Linked DNA regions of Homo sapiens: region 2 is linked to region 1. The links are chromatin loops, found by intact Hi-C in ENCODE. Cell type or tissue: ascending aorta. All regions are shown on one strand. Each heading gives the region's core, and the rest is flanking DNA. Links, peaks and the distances in the headings are about the cores only. Region 1 overlaps LOC124900702 (a long non-coding RNA gene). Region 2 overlaps LOC100506444 (a long non-coding RNA gene).

Region 1 (2,808 bases), core at 11-2,510:
CGGAGTTTCACTGTTGTTGCCCAGGCTGGAGTGCAATGGCGTGATCTCAGCTCACCACAACCTCCGCCTCCAAGGTTCAAGCGATTCTCCCGCCTCAGCCTCCCCAGTAGCTGGGATTACAGGCATGTACCACCACGCCCGGCTAATTTTGTATTTTTAGTAGAGATGGGGTTTCTCCATGTTGGTCAGGTTGGTCTCGAACTCCTGACCTCAAGCGATCCGCCCGGCCATCTGATTCTTATTTGATGCTTAGTTTATTAAAGGCTAGAACTGTGTCCTTTTCACTTCTGCATGTCTAACAACAGAGGCTTATACATCGCAGGAGCTCAAAAATATGTATAGGACAACAGGAATTACAAAAGAATTAAAGAGTCTTTCCCTATTAAAAGATGACACTAGATATCTATAACTAAGAATAGACAGATACCTGGGCAAAATGTGCACTTTTTGAGTGCTGAGGCTGCAATCCTTTATTGGGTACAATGACATGTCCACATAAGCTTTTCCCAAAGAATGTGAATGAAGTTCGACCCAATATGATGACATCCAGGGCAGGGGACAAGATTCCCTTTCTGGGACCTAAATTTTTTTGTGTACAGGGCGTACATGGATTCTATTCTGAAATGACTAAAAATTCTCTAAATAGCTCCAAGAGGGAAGTCTGTCTTCCCCTCCCCACATACTGATGATATCTGAGCACAAGGAGAAGCCACTGACAAATGTAGAAACCTGGTCCTCATCTGCAAAAATGAGTGCTTTGAACTAAATAAACCTTATAACCTGTTATAGTTTGAGAAATATTACATATTCCATTATTTTCCTGGAGAGGTTTAGCCGATCATACTGAAAAACAGAAACCAAACCCCAAAACTCACCAATGGTTAAGCTTTCGTCTAGGGAAAAAAGTGACTTTTACGAGCACACTGCTTATTTTGTGGTGACTGCAGAGCCCAATATCTAATCTGCTTCCCCACTTCCTGTGTTATGAAATGCTGGACATAGTTTTCTCTTGGCTCAGTGGCAATTTGATAAAGAGCGAAGAGCTGAGATGAAAGACATAGTGAACACTGCCCTCTTTTGTCCACCCTGGGTTTCTGCCACTTCTCTTTGGTAAGTGTATCAGGCAGACACGAGTTAAAGTCGTGCTAGTTAAGTAAACCTTGGTGTGTAATTCCATTTCAGTTGTTCTCTGCGTGACTCCCCGGTTTCAGCAGTGTGGAACATCTTTATTTTGGTGTCATAAACATTTCAGCTTACCCAAGCCTGCCACTTTGCGCCAGAAACCATTTAATGATGGTTGTTCGGTGCCGACCCCAAAAAAGTGGATGTAAAGCAAAAAAGAGGCTCTATTGTCTGAGGTTTTCCTGCTCCGTTTGGATTACCAGGGAGTTAAAGATAAAACCCCAGGCAGAAAGCTACATGTCAGCAGTAAGGGAACAAGATTACCTTCCACGTTACTCATTTAGAAGAGACGGCTTTTGTCTTAGTGTTTTGAGAAATTCTTCTTAAATAATTTGGTTATGACTTTCTTGTGTGTTGTGTGAGATATGTAGGAAGGAGCTTTATAAAGGAAATATAGTGCCACGTTGCTTAAATTTATTGAGGCAACCCTAGCAAGAGAAGTGCATTTCTGTTTGTAGAACAACTTATACATTTTTCATAGGCATAAACAGAAATTAAAAATTAATATGGGCTGGGTGCAGTGGCTCATGCCTGTAATCCCAGCACTTTGGGAGGACAAGGCGGTGGATCATCTATGGTCAGGAGTTTGAGACCAGCCTGGCCAACATGGTGAAACCCCATCTTTACTAAAACTACAAAAATTAGCCAGTCGTAGTGGCAGGTACCTGTAATCCAGCTACTCAGGAGGCTGAGGCAGGATAATCAGTTGCACCTGGGAGGCAGAGGTTGCGGTGAGCCGAGATCATGCCACTGCATGCCAGCCTGGGAAACAGAGCAAGAAAAATAAAATTAATATGACCTCCTTTCTTGGCTGACCTGAATCATACTTTGCAGTTATTTTTTTTCTTGTGAAAGTGAGTTTGTATTTGGAAGGTCTGCAGAGAACACCAGGGATGAAGAGGTAGAGGAGGGAATAACGTTAGTTAGGAGTACAGTTTAGAGTGCTGTTGGCTGTTTGCCCAAATGCAAATTATTTAATTTGATCTGAAAGCTTTAAATGTAATATTTGTGAGGATTCAGTCCATCAGTAAATCATCAGATATGTGTGTACATTTGCTGTGTACCCAACTAGGCATCAGGGCGTACATGACAATAGGGGAGATTGTGTTCTGGTTGGAAAAGGAAGAATTAATTTAAGAAAATAGTTTGGAGTCTGCTTCCTATAATTTTGTTCTTAAATTTTAACCTAGTGGCAGCAACTTTATGTCCTTTCTCTCCCAGGACAGTTCTAGGGACAAATATTTAGCTCCACTGTGCCTACCAGGGAATTGTATTTTATAGAACGTGTGCTTTGATTGGCAGCTTGAAAAACATGGTTAAAGTCGTGATCAGCACGAATGGAACAGTCAGGAAATGGGTCCCAGGGAACTTTTCCATTCCCACTACTCTTTGAAAAGCCCTGCAAAGATGCTATTGCAAATTTCTGTCTCATCAAACCGGGGATATTACCTTTATAAAAAGAATGCAAGGACTCATAATTCATGATATCCTCTCACCAACGATAGATCTCTAAATTATCAGGAGTAAAGTATATTTAAGAGTAAGAAAATATCTATCAAAGAAGAAAGTCAAGAAATGAATCTGTTTAGTTGTTTTCTTCCTGCTAAGAGCCTCTGATGGAGCATT
Region 2 (2,808 bases), core at 128-2,627, 200 kb after region 1:
TTTCCTCTAGATGCATGCATAAGACCAGCTCCTGCTGATGCAGTGTAAGTGGAAGTAATGTGTCACTTCTGGGTGAAGGCCATTGAGAGTCTTTTGCCTTGTCCATACTTTCCTTCTGACTTCTCCTTTCAAAATATCCATGGACACAACATGTGTTGAAGATGGCAGGTAGGTCTGGGAATGACTGCATTTTCTACAGCCATAGACTGGCCGATTGAAATGGACTTTCATGGGAGTGAAAAATAGATTTTGTTTGTATTATGCTCTAAGACTTCAGAATTTATCAGTTATAACAACTAACATAATTTACCTTAATCAGTACAATTCTTTGTCCCCATAGACATACACAGTGTTATGGGCTGAATCTGTTTCCCCCAAAATTCATGTGTTGAAGTTCCAACCCACCCCACCCCTCCCCAGCCGGCATATTCCAGAATGTAACCATACTTGGAGAAAAGGTCTAAGGAAGTGATTACGCTGAGGTCATTAGGGTGGGGCATTAATCCAATATGACTGTGTCCTTATAAGAAGAGAAAGATGCCAGGGCTGGTGTGCACAGAGGGATGACCTCAAAGAGGCAGCAAGAGGTCAGCCATCTACAAGCCAACTGAGAGGCCTCAGAAGAAACCAACAGGCACTTTGGTCTTGGACTTCCAGCCTTCAGAACTGTGAGAAAGTAAATATCTGTTGTTTCAGCCTCCCAATCTGTGGTATTTTGTGACGACAGGCCCCAGCAAACAAATGCACATAGTAAAGTCACCTCACGTACCATCTCATTTCTCTCTTATTTCCCAACAGGTCTGCATGAATTTTTAACCTGTAGGCATCTGCTGAGTCCTTAAGGATGCTAGTTTGCTAGCTCTCTTATCTCTGCCATAGATATCTTTCATGATCCAAGATTAATTGTGGAAACTCCTGTTCTCAGGCAAACTCAAACACACACCAAAGCATGCACACACACACACACACGCACACAGTACATGTTGCTTTCCTTGATATTTTCCACATTTCATAATTCTCTTGATCACAGAGGTTTATTCAATGAAATTGTACCAAGGGCTGCCCTAGATTTGAACTTAGCCCAGTCTGAGACCCCACGGGCAGCTAGATGAGTTAGGTGAACAGAAGCTCCAAATATTTGTGAAAGATTCTCCTTTCACTGCATCTCCTTCCTAGCCAGAGCCCTCAAAGCTTGTCACTAATAACTCCCCTAAGTTATAGGTTTCTGTGACACAGAATCTATCTCCTGAGACCGTGAGCATGAGCGCTGCCTGGTATGTGCAAGGTCAGAGGACCCTGCCCACTTCCCTCCCGCTCCCAGAGCCAAGGCTACCTGTGGAAGCTACAAACCTGTCTAACCATGGAATTGCCATGTGGAGCCAAGATCATGCTCTGCTGATGGAAGCAAGATGCATGATCCTGAGCAACCCACAAAACGCAAGGCACCACCTTGCAAAAGCTGTGTTCTGGCTCAGAGCTTTCGAATAGGCAACCATCCATTAACATACAAGTTTCCGAATTATACACAGGGCTACCTGCTTGGCTGATTGTATTTTACCCTTTAGCTTGGAAATCTTGTTTAACACAGCTCCCTCTACTGGGCTATTGCTTACTCTGAAGCTTTTGGTGTCCAATTTGGGAGAAAAGAACCAGCCCAGTTAGCTGTTGAGGAACCAGCTGATAGAATGAAGGCGAAAATGGCATTGTCTGATGCGAGAATACTAAGGGATGTATACATGGGGCCCTCTGGGTTTTTGCCAATCCTGTTTGGGTGTTTCCCTACCTTAGGTCCCTTTTGGCATCTTAGTAATCTGTCTTCTGAGAAAAAAGGGGCAGTAATCCTGACCTGCCTTCTAAGGGTTACAGGATAATACGGTTACAGCATATTCTTCTAGGGAAAAATACGATCCCAAGTTCAGTCCACGGGAAGTCAAGCATCAGAAACAACAGGGCAAAGGTGTTCCTGAAAGCCAAGCCAGAACACATTGACAGAAGGGCCCCTTCCAAAATAAAGACAGCCCTAGAGGACAGCAGGCAGCCAGGCAGAGTCTTATCTGGGACATCAGTGGGCATTCCAGGCTCAGACCAAAGACTATTCATGGACCTTTGTAGAACTGCCACAGACTCTGAAAAAGGGACGATCCAGATTTTCTGTTTTCATCCTGGAAGTTCTTTTTCCTTTCTTGCTGCAGAGTGGGGTCAGAAGGAAGCTTTCAAGCAAGGAATGAGGCAGGGAAGTCCCTGAAAATGTGCCTCCTCTCTCTGCAGAGCTTAGCACAAGGGATGTAGATGACTCCCAGTCAGGCAGAGAGCTGAGTCCATCCCTGTCACACACATAAGTGTCATGTATGACGGAGTTTGAGGGAGTCCAATAAACAGTACATTTTGTCTCTGTTACAGGAATCAGGCAAATGAAGATCCAAATCGACAATATTGATAAAAGTCAGGCTGGAGAATGTGGCTTTCAATATCTTAGCTAGGTGGACGTTTCAATATCTTCTCTTGAACTAAACTCATTCACTGGGCTACAAGCAGCACCTTCCTGGCCACAGCCAACCTCTGTAAAGTTTATGACACAGAGCAGTAGAAGGAAATGATCTCCACCAGGGAAAAACCAGAGCCACTCTGTCCTAGCTCCCTCTCTGGAACTAACTCTCCAATCAGATAAGCCATTCCTCATCTCCTGGGGAGATGAGTAAAAGAGGTAAACAGTGGCCAGTTTCCTCTAGTGGAGATCTTTTCACAGAGAAGGAAGCTCAAGAGAAGGAAGTAAGCATCCACCAGCAATCTCTTCTGGAGGTCTCTGTG

What was found. Peaks named below come from ENCODE experiments on the same cell type or tissue, not always from the same donor. Only the 100,000 strongest peaks of a DNase experiment are listed, where the experiment ranks them.
Region 2: it touches region 1 in a loop (2.6-fold over the local background); 43 of 110 quality-filtered maps call a loop at or near these places.

The regions. Positions count from the first base shown.
Region 1 is chr4:53,907,084-53,909,891 of GRCh38, reverse strand. All of the region lies in intron 1 of LOC124900702 (a long non-coding RNA gene), which reads right to left. Among named protein-coding and RNA genes, the nearest start is that of CHIC2, 160 kb to the left of the region's middle. In ascending aorta, for the core only: a CTCF peak has its summit at 1,080 (motif pointing left); a DNase peak (open chromatin) is centred at 1,081; H3K4me3 peaks cover 934 bases; H3K27ac peaks cover 1,025 bases.
Region 2 is chr4:53,705,404-53,708,211 of GRCh38, reverse strand. The region is part of intron 1 of LOC100506444 (a long non-coding RNA gene); the gene reads right to left. Among named protein-coding and RNA genes, the nearest start is that of LNX1-AS2, 110 kb to the right of the region's middle. RefSeq lists an enhancer at 2,738-2,808. In ascending aorta, for the core only: a CTCF peak has its summit at 1,603 (motif pointing left); no DNase peak of the experiment used is centred there.